2 separate regions of the Homo sapiens genome follow, and region 1 is linked to region 2. The links are chromatin contacts, found by Hi-C or POLR2A ChIA-PET in ENCODE. All regions are on one chromosome and are shown on one strand. Each heading gives the region's core, a stretch centred on a gene start or an enhancer-like site at or near the end of the contact. The rest is flanking DNA. Distances are from core to core; before and after follow the strand shown.

Region 1 (4,793 bases), core at 800-3,299, 520 kb after region 2:
TGCTAGATCATTTGATAATTCTATTTTTAATTTTTTGAAGAGTCTCTGTTTATCTATTTATGAGACAAGATCTTGCTCTGTTGCCCAATGGCTTGATCATAGCTCAATGTAGCCTTAAATTCCCAGGCTCAAGCCTCCTCCTACCTCAGATCCCCAGGTAGCTGGGACTACAGGTGTGTGCCATCACGTCTGACTAATTTTTTATTTTTTGTAAAGATAGGGTCTCACTGTGTTGTCCAAGCTGGTCCTGAACTTCTGGGCTCAAGCAATCCTCCCGCCTTAGCCTCCCAAAGTGCTGGGATTATTGGCTGAGCCACTGTGCCCAGCCCATACTGTTTTTATAGTGGCTGGGCCATATCGCAGTCTTACCAATGGTGCACAAGGGCTTCGATTTCTCCACATCCTCATCAACCCTCGTTTTATGATTTTTGTTTTGTTTTTCAATAATGGCTATCCTAACAGGTATGAGGTGATTTCTCATTGTGGTCTTGATTTGCATTTCCCTGGTGATTAGTGATGTTGAGTACATTTTCATGTGCTTGTTGGCCACTTGTATATCTTCTTCGGAGAAATGTCTGTTAAAGGTCTTTCCTCATTTTTTTTTTTTTTTTTTTTTTTTTGAGAGGAAGTTTGACTCTTGTTGCCCAGGCTGGAGTGCAGTGGCGCGATCTCGGCTCACTGCAAGCTCCGCCTCCCGGGTTCAAGCTATTCCTCTGCCTCAGTCTCCTGAGTACCTGGGACTATAGGCACACACCACCACACTGGGCTTATTTTTTTTGTATTTCAGAGGAGACTGTGTTTCACCCTGCTGGCCAGGATGGTCTTGATCGCCTGACTTCGTGATCTGCCCGCCTCAGCCTCCCAAAGTGCTGGGATTACAGGCGTGAGCCACTGCGCCCGGCCAGGTCTTTCCTCATTTTTAGGTTGGGTTGTTTGTTTTTGTGGCTATCTATTAAATTTTCGATCCAACTTTTGATTCTGCCATTTACAGAGCACTGTATGTCAGGTATTGTGGGAAGCCCTTAACACACACAATCTCATTTTATCCTTACAACAGCCTTGAAACATAGATACAATAAGAATTCACATGTTACAGATGAGGCATCAAAGCACAGACAGGTTAAACTACATGCCCAAGGTCACATAGCTAGTAAGTGTCCGAGAGGGTCATCAGACCAGACCAATCTGATCCTAGTCCGGATCATAATCTAGAAGCCCTCACTGCATCTCACCACTGTGCAGGTTGATAGGGAGGCTGGGGCAGGGTCCTGTAGCAAATCACAAGGGTGTCTTCTCTATAGTCCAGTGTGCTGGGAAGACAACAGGTTGGGAGGTAGGATCCTGGGATCTGCTGATCTCAGTGCTGCTCCGACTGGCTGGGGAGCTTCTGGCACAGTCACCTCGTGGCGCTTGGCCTTAGTGAGAGCATTGAGTCAAGGGATGGGATGATGTTTTGAAAAAATAGTGTGTCAGAAAGGAAGTACTGCTAGGAGTCCCAAGGCTGGTGCATACATCATGCCGGCGTCTTCCCTCATCTCAGAACCCAGAGCCTGTCTCCTGGCTGGGGGCTCACAGAGGGTCCTGGCTGGTAGAAGTCTTGCTTTTGGTGTGTTAAACACCCACAGAGTTGGAGCAGAGAGGATGGGGAGCCTGGTGCTGGCCTCCTTGTTGGGACTGGCCTCTGCTGTACAGGGGTCTTCAGGAGGCAGAGGGATGGGGTGGAGGGGTTATATGGGTATAGAGAGTTGAGGCTTCCAGGCCCCACTTTGCCATACTAACCCATCAGACTGCAGGCAAGTTAAGCTCCAGGACATCTGATCAGCACCAATTCTTTCCCTTCCCTGGTTCCCTCTCCGCTTTGCCCCGTCTCACTCCACATGAGTACAACCCTAATGGCACCTCAGGAGAACACCTGTCTGCCTTGGAGGAGGCTCAGCCTGAATCTGAGCCTGTCTGCTCTCTGAGTCCAAACTAATGTTTAACCAGGAAGTACATTTCTGTTAGGAAGACTCTTCACTAAAGATGTGGACATCGAAGTTCAGGCAGGGCAGAGAGATTTGCCAGACTGGACTGTCCTGCCATCTAGTGGTGGGATAAGAGGATTAGCTAGCGTCCCCTCCAGCTGTGGCTGCCCTGGAGAGAACAGCAATTTTTTTGGAGGGTAAGAGAGGGAAGAGTGGTTTGGTAAATGCACCGTCATTACTTTAAGGCATAATCCATGGCAGTACGCTCTTAGTTGCTTGAGATATCTAACCAACTGTTGGGCAAAAAGCAGCATAAATTTTGGCACCTGCGAGAACACTGTAAGTTTTCTCTAAGGGGTCACCTACAAATGCCATCAGAGGTGGGACTTTGGAAATGTCGAAGTTTGGAACTCATATACTCAGAAGTCACTGGTTCTTGCTAACTTATATTGACACATCACAGTAGAGGTGGATTCTAAAGATTCACTCTAGGCCAGGCACAGTAGTTCACACCTGTAATCCTAGCAGTCTGGGAGGCCAAAGTGGGAGGATAACGTGAGTCCAGGAGTTTGAGACCAGCCTGAGCAACATAGTGACACCTCCTCTGTACTATTAAATAAAATTAGCTTGATGTGGTGGCATGCACCTGTAGTCCCAGCTACTTAGAAGCCTGGGTGCTTGAGCCCAGGAGTTCAAGATTTCAGTGAGCAGTGATTGTGCCACTGCACTCCAGCTGGGGTAACAGTGAGAGACCCTGTCTTAAAAAAAAAAATTAATTCTAGAGATGTGTTTTCTCTGATTTGATTTATTTTGGGAAACAAGTAGCTCTGAAACTAAAAAATAGTTACAGTGAAGACTCTAGAAATTCTGAAAATGATTACTGAAATTGTCCTACTGTTTCCATTTATTGGGAGCTGTATTCCTGAAATTGATGCAATAACGGAGATGTAGTGGAGAAGGGAAGCTGGGAGAAGGGGAAAGAGAAAGAGCTCAGGCTCCTCCAGAAATCATCACCTTCGGCAATAATAATAAAAAGAGTAAGAATGACAACTAACTATCAGTCAGGAGAGGTTAGGTTTTGTTATGACACTATCCCAGATAAACGATGCCGACCGACACTGGTCAAGATGGTGAACACAGGTTTTATTCAGCAATACTATGGCAGCAAGGAAGAGAGACCAGTGTGGATTGAACTCAACTTCTCCAAAACAAAAGGCTGGAGACTTTTAAAGGTGGGGTGTGCTCAGGGAAAGGCACTAAAGGTGTGAATAGGGTTAGGCCATGTCAGGCCACCTGGGTTTGTTGACTGCTGTCTATCTGAAGGACACACACACTTCTCATGTCTTTGTGACGGGGCAGTGGTGCAGGTTGGAGCAAGGTGCCCACAGTTAGGCCCTCAGCCTCCCCTACAGACTAGGAGAGACAGAATTATCTCCCTGAAGCCTTGCATTTTAAAGAGAAGACTCTCAGGTCCTGGAGGAAACAGTTTTGGGTGGTAGTTTTATATCCCAAAGAGCAAAGAAAGGCTTTATAATTGCAAGCTTTCTAAAGTGATGGCTCTACAGGGAGTTGAGGGGTGGTGGTGCAGAGCTCTATCTGCCTATCTCTTGGTATTGGCTGGAACAAACAGTCAATTCTCCTGGCAGCCTTGAGCTTTCTCGGGAAGGCCTTTATTTTAATTTTCAAAAATTTTTTTGAGACAAGGTCTCACTCTGTTACCCAGCCTGAAGTGCAGTGGCATGATCATAGCTCACTGAAGCCTCGACCTCCCGGATTCAAGTGATCCTCCCACCTCAGTCTCCCAAGCAGCTGAGACTAAAGTTGTGCTGTGCATCACCACAGCCATCTGATTAATTAATTTTTTTTTTTTTTTGTAGAGATAGGCTCTCCCTATGTTGCCCAGGCTGGTCTTGAACTCCCGGTCTCAATGGCTCCTCCCACCTCAGCCTCACAAAGTGTTCAGATTAGAGGTGTGAGCCACCATGCCCGGCCATATGCAGGCCTTTAGCTGGGATTAGGGTCATCCTAGAGACAGGGCCTTATGCTTCTAGAAGCCATGCTAGAGTTCAGTTGTCTATTAGTGCAGAAATTAGGATGGAGCCATTATATGCTGGGAGTTCTGCAGTTTTTATTTGTTTCTGGGAAAACTTTAAAAAATTGTTGAAAACATACATATCATAAAATTTATCATTTTAACAATTTTTAAATATACAGTTCAGTGGCATTAAGTGCATTCACATTGTTGGGCAACCAACACCACCCTCCACCTTCAGAATATTTTCATCTTCTCCAGCTGAAACTCTACCCCTCAAATAATAACTCCCCATTCCTCTCTCCTGCCAGCCCCTGGTAAATAACATTTTACTTTCTGTTTTTATAAATTTGATTCCTCTATCTACCTTGTGTAAGTGGAATTATACAATATTTGTCCTTTTGCAACTGGTTTATTGAACTCAGCATTACGTCCTCAAGTTTCATTCTTGTAGCACTTTCTTCAGTAGGCTAAGATTCCACTATATGGGCTGGGCTCACGCCTGTAATCCCAGAACCTTGGGAGGCTGAGGTGGGCGAATTGCCTGTGGTCAGGAGTTTGAGACCAGCCTGGCCAACATGGTGAAACCCCAACTCTATTAAAAATACAAAAATTAGCCAGGTGTGGCGGTGGGCGCCTGTAGCCCCAGCTACTTGGGAGACTGAGGCAGAAGAATTGCTTGAACCCGGGAGGCGGAGGTTGTGATGAGCCGAGATTGTGCCACTGCAAGGAGATATGACAGTTTCAGATTTGACCATGTTGGGATGATTGGGCACCCAAGTGGCTGGTTGTAGAGA
Region 2 (4,564 bases), core at 1,843-4,342:
TCAGGAAGCTGGCAGAGTCTGTGTGCCATAATATAAGGTAGTAAGCCTGGGCAACACAGTGAAACCCCGTCTCTACAAACAATACAAAAACTAGCTGGGCATGGTGGTGCACACCTGTGGTACCAGTTACTCAGGAGGCTGAGACAAGAGGATCTCTTGAGCCTGGGAGGTTGAGGGAGCAGTGACCTATGATTGTGCCACTGCACTCCAGCCTGGGTGACAGAGCAAGACCTTGTCTCGAAAAAAAAAAAAAAAATTTTACATGGGCCGGGTGCGGTGGCTCATGCCTGTAATCCTGGCACTTTGGGAAGCCAAGGCAGGTGGACCTCTTGAGCTCCAGACTTCGAGTCCAGCCTAGGCAACATAGTGAGACCTTGTCTCTACAAAAAATACAAAAAACTAGCCAGCTGTGGTATTGTGTGCCTGCAGTCCCAGATACTCACTTGGGAGGCTGAGGTGGGAGGATCATCTGAGCCTAGGAGGTCAAAGCTACAGTGAGCTTTGATCATGCTATTGCACATCAGCCTGGGTGACAGACTGTCTCAAAAAAAAAAAAAAGAGGTAGTAAACTGAGAAAAAGAAAACTGTAGGATATACTAAACATAGGACCCAACAAAGATACAGAGAATTCCCAGATAATAATGGTTAAGAGAGATCTCAGCAAACAGCCGAGAGATCAGCCAGTCCATATTAAGCAAGTCCGAAGGCTCTAGAGATGTCTTCAGGAAGGTGAAACTGATAACATACTTCGTTCATCTGAACATCTTGAGGGGAGATTGAGAACACTAGTAAAGGATGTGAGGTTAAAGTAGGAATAAATATGTAAAAAACTAAATAAGCACATAAACAAAACCAAGATAGTTGTAACTCCAGGGAAATCCAAAAGTTACAAAGAAAACAAAAAGTAATCATAGCTTCCTACATGGTTCCACTGTGACTAGTTTATATATCATCATACAAATAAAACTTGGAATCTTGATCTAAAAAAATTACCACTGAAGAATGGGGGTTAGGAAGGGTGCATAACTATATATTAATAGAAAAAAGATTTTGAAAAAGACAGAAAACAGGGCTTCTGAAAATAAACATGAATCAACAGCATTGGTTCCTGTGTCTGAACCATGGGTGTCAGGGGCAATGATTATGCCCCCTTCAGGACTGTCAATGTGTCTTGTGAACCTTCTTGTTGGAGGGAAAAAACCCAAAACTGGCTGGGCACGGTGGCTCACGCCTGTAATCCCAGCATTTTGGGAGGCTGAGGTGTCCGTATCACAAGGTCAGGAGTTTGAGACCAGCCTGGCCAATATGGTGAAACCCCGTCTCTTCTAAAAATACACAAATTAGCCGGGTGTGGTGGCATGCGCCTGTAGTCACAGCTACTTGGGAGGCTGAGGCAGGAGAATCACTTGAACTTGGGAAGCGGAGGTTGCACTGAGCTGAGATCGCCCATTGCACTCCAGCCTGGGAGACAGAGCAAGACTCTGTCTAAAAAAAAAAAACAAACCAACCCAAACTACTGTCAGTGTATGGATTAACCTATTCAGACACAGAACAGTTCTGGCGATTATTGTTTAAAGTGACAGCATTCCAAACCCTCAGGCCATCAAATCTGAGAGCCCAGAACAATTGTATAAGCTAACATCAGTTGGCTTTTTTCCCATCCTTTTTGGAAACAAGTATGTTTGAATACTTGGCTGCACTAATCTTTCAAGCACATATACTTAAGTCTCCTTAATTTTGACTGAGATGAGGAAACAAAGTTGGCTTATTTTTCTCAGTTCCTTAAAAACAGTAACTCAAGATAAACCCTTTCAAAATGCAGTACAGTACTTTTAAAACAAAAGCCATCCAAGTTGAATAAGCGATGGCAGTTTGGGGGCCTGATATGGCTGTTATTTATAAGGTGGCCATTTTTACATCCTAAGAGTAGTTCATTAGTCAATGCATTTTGAGTATATCAAATTTGATTTGATCTTATCCTAGCATACTCTGAACACATCTTGAGATCAACCCTTCTCAAGTGATTTTGGTGAGCATAGCCAAAGAGTACCCTCTGCTGGTCAGAAAAAAAATGGTGCTTTCACAATACCCAGATTTACTCCAACGATTGCATATGCATTTAGGTTTTGTGGCTCTTAAAATGCTTTTTTTTTTTTTTTTGAGATGGAATTTCGCTCTTGTTGCCCAGGCTGGAGTGCAATGGCGCGATCTCGGCTCACGGCAACCTCCGCCTCCCGGGTTCAAGCGATTCTCCTGCCTCAGCCTCCTGAGTAGCTGGAATTACAGGCGCCCGCCACCACGCCCAGCTAATTTTTTGTATTTTTAGTAGAGACGAAGTTTCACCATGTTGGCCAGGCTGGTCTCGAACTCCTGACCTTAGGTAATCCAACTGCCTCGGCCTCCCAAAGTGCTGGGATTACGGGAGTGAGCCACTGCGCTGGGCCTACTTTTTAAAGTGTATGGAAGCATTAACTTTAATGTTAACATCAGAATTTGAGAAAAAGAAGTTTAATAATTCAAAATTTCGTGTAAAATAATCAAGAACTCCACGTTTCTATCACTCACTGTAGGCTCCCGTCCCTTCCACCCCCGGGCGGGGACCCCTCCCAGCGACCCGGCCAGCTCTCAGCACTTCGGTCCCCACTGGCCTACTCGCTCCGACGGAGGGGCTCCTGCAACTGCGCTGTACCGTAAATATTTGCTGAATCGATTTGACTTTTACTTGTTCCAATTTCGCTTTTTTGTTGTTTTGTTTTTTTGTCTTTTTACGAACAAGAGGTTTAGAGAACCACATGGAAAAAAGGCAGGGCCAGGCCCGGACACCCCGCCTCCTGCCTCCCGGCCCGGCGGTGCCCGGATGCCCCGCCCGCGCCCATGGCGCAGCCACACACGACCTCGGTCCCGTACTTCGCGCGCTCTCCTGCACCGCCGCCGCCATCTCGCTCAGGAGCTCCTCCACAACCGCCGGCAACACTACGGCCATCGCGCCGCAGGACACGCCCTCCACGACCGGCGGACCGCCGCGACGCTCCAGCTGACTGCGCCTACCTGTGGAGGATCCTGACCCCCCGCCGGGGCAGGGCGAGACGGAGTGACGTCGGGGCGCGTCATCGCGCGTGCGGACGCAGGGATGTCCTGCTCAGTCGTCAGGGCCCGGCCAATCCGGAGGGCGCTCGGCGCGTGGTCGGGGGCCAGGAGCGCGTCTGGCCTGCAGTGCGCAGAGGACGCGGCGGGAGCATGTTCCGGCTCCTGAGCTGGAGCCTGGGCCGAGGCTTCCTGCGGGCCGCGGGGCGGCGGTGCCGGGGCTGCTCCGCGCGCCTGCTCCCGGGGCTGGCAGGAGGTCCGGGGCCCGAGGTGCAGGTGCCGCCATCCCGAGTCGCGCCGCACGGCCGGGGCCCAGGCCTGCTGCCGCTGCTGGCAGGTGAGGGGCGCGGGCCGGGCGGGGCCGGCCGGGCGGGGACAGGGGCGCGGGCCGGGCCCGATGACCTCAGAGCCCCTTCCCGCAGCGCTCGCCTGGTTCTCGAGGCCCGCTGCGGCAGAGGAGGAGGAGCAGCAGGGAGCCGACGGGGCCGCTGCCGAGGACGGGGCGGACGAGGCCGAGGCAGAGATCATCCAGCTGCTGAAGCGAGCCAAGGTGAGGCGGCTCCGGGCCCTGCGCCCGGCCGAGCGCGGTAGCCTTTGTGAGCGGGGTCTTGGCGTTGCTGCGCATTACTCTCTCCGCCTCGCCGAAGAGTGGATGGAGGCTCCGCGGGTAAAATTGCCGAGAATGAGGTGGGTCATCCGAGAGGGGATTGGAATCCATCCAGGCTTTTCCGACTCTAAGGCCTGCAGTAAAACCTCTGCAGTGTCAAGTGCAAATGGAGATGGCGCCCTAGGCATCACGCTTTATGCAAACGAAATATCGGGAACGTTTTGTAGTGGTTTTATCAATTAACCAGCCTATCTGAAATGACATAATTTCGCACGTATATAGCGGCCTGAAAATGGCAACTTAGTGTTGGTTATGCGGTTCGGTTCTCCTCCTGAATTCTTCCTTTTCTCCACATCCTTTTCTATTTTTTTTTCCTCCTCTTTTCCCAAGTTATCTCATCTCTTCCATTGAGCTAAATACCTACTCGATGCCAACAACGTCCAAATTTGTATTTCCATTCTGTAGTGTGCTACTGACATGCCATTTGCACTTTAGGACCATACCTACCTCTCAGATTTAACATGCCCAAAACTAAACGATCTTTAATGCCTCCTCAACATACGCTTTCGCCATCTCTTTACTACCATCAGTTTTTCAGCCTAAAAACCTCATAGTCATTCTTAAAACTTGTGGTACCTTACCATTGCCTTCCAATACACTTACAGTCCAGCAACAAGTCCTGTTGCCAACAAATGCAAAATATTTCTCAAATCTTTCCCCTTTTGTCTATCTCCCTTGCTGTCACCCTAGTGCAAACCATCATTGCCACCAACTATGCTCCAGTAGTCTTTCCTGGCCTCCTGGCCTCTTGCAATCTATTCTCCATGCAGAAACCAAAGCGACCAAAAAAAAAAAGAGTAAATTGGATTATGT

Evidence for each region. A loop is a pair of places that touch in the nucleus more often than their neighbours do. ChIA-PET counts read pairs that join two places held with the same protein, here RNA polymerase II (POLR2A). Pooled maps may share reads with other maps.
Region 1: a pooled map shows a loop between it and region 2 (15-fold over the local background). The contact joins the enhancer-like site here to the promoter of ZSWIM7 in region 2. A Hi-C loop is called at or near these places in 2 of 168 maps with a recorded cell type or tissue (OCI-LY7 and naive thymus-derived CD4-positive, alpha-beta T cell), 9 of 37 single-sample maps with no recorded cell type and 12 of 50 pooled maps. POLR2A ChIA-PET finds 5 or more read pairs at or near these places in 4 of 52 experiments (A673, CD4-positive, alpha-beta T cell, PC-9 and 1 more).

What each region holds. Positions count from the first base shown.
Region 1 is chr17:16,519,367-16,524,159 of GRCh38, forward strand. No RefSeq gene overlaps it. Among named protein-coding and RNA genes, the nearest start is that of LRRC75A, 30 kb to the left of the region's middle. RefSeq lists an enhancer at 1,926-1,975. Within about 2 kb of position 2,050, at least 3 of the 41 ENCODE cell types and tissues checked have a DNase peak (open chromatin) inside an H3K27ac peak, as active enhancers do.
Region 2 is chr17:15,996,612-16,001,175 of GRCh38, forward strand. It overlaps ZSWIM7 (zinc finger SWIM-type containing 7), which reads right to left and starts at 3,093. Exons shown (of 5, transcript NM_001042697.2): 1 at 2,908-3,093. The coding sequence starts at 2,983. TTC19 (tetratricopeptide repeat domain 19) reads left to right here and starts at 3,213. Exons shown (of 10, transcript NM_017775.4): 1 at 3,213-3,421; 2 at 3,507-3,634. The coding sequence starts at 3,238. RefSeq lists silencers at 2,667-2,826, 3,177-3,566 and an enhancer at 2,967-3,056.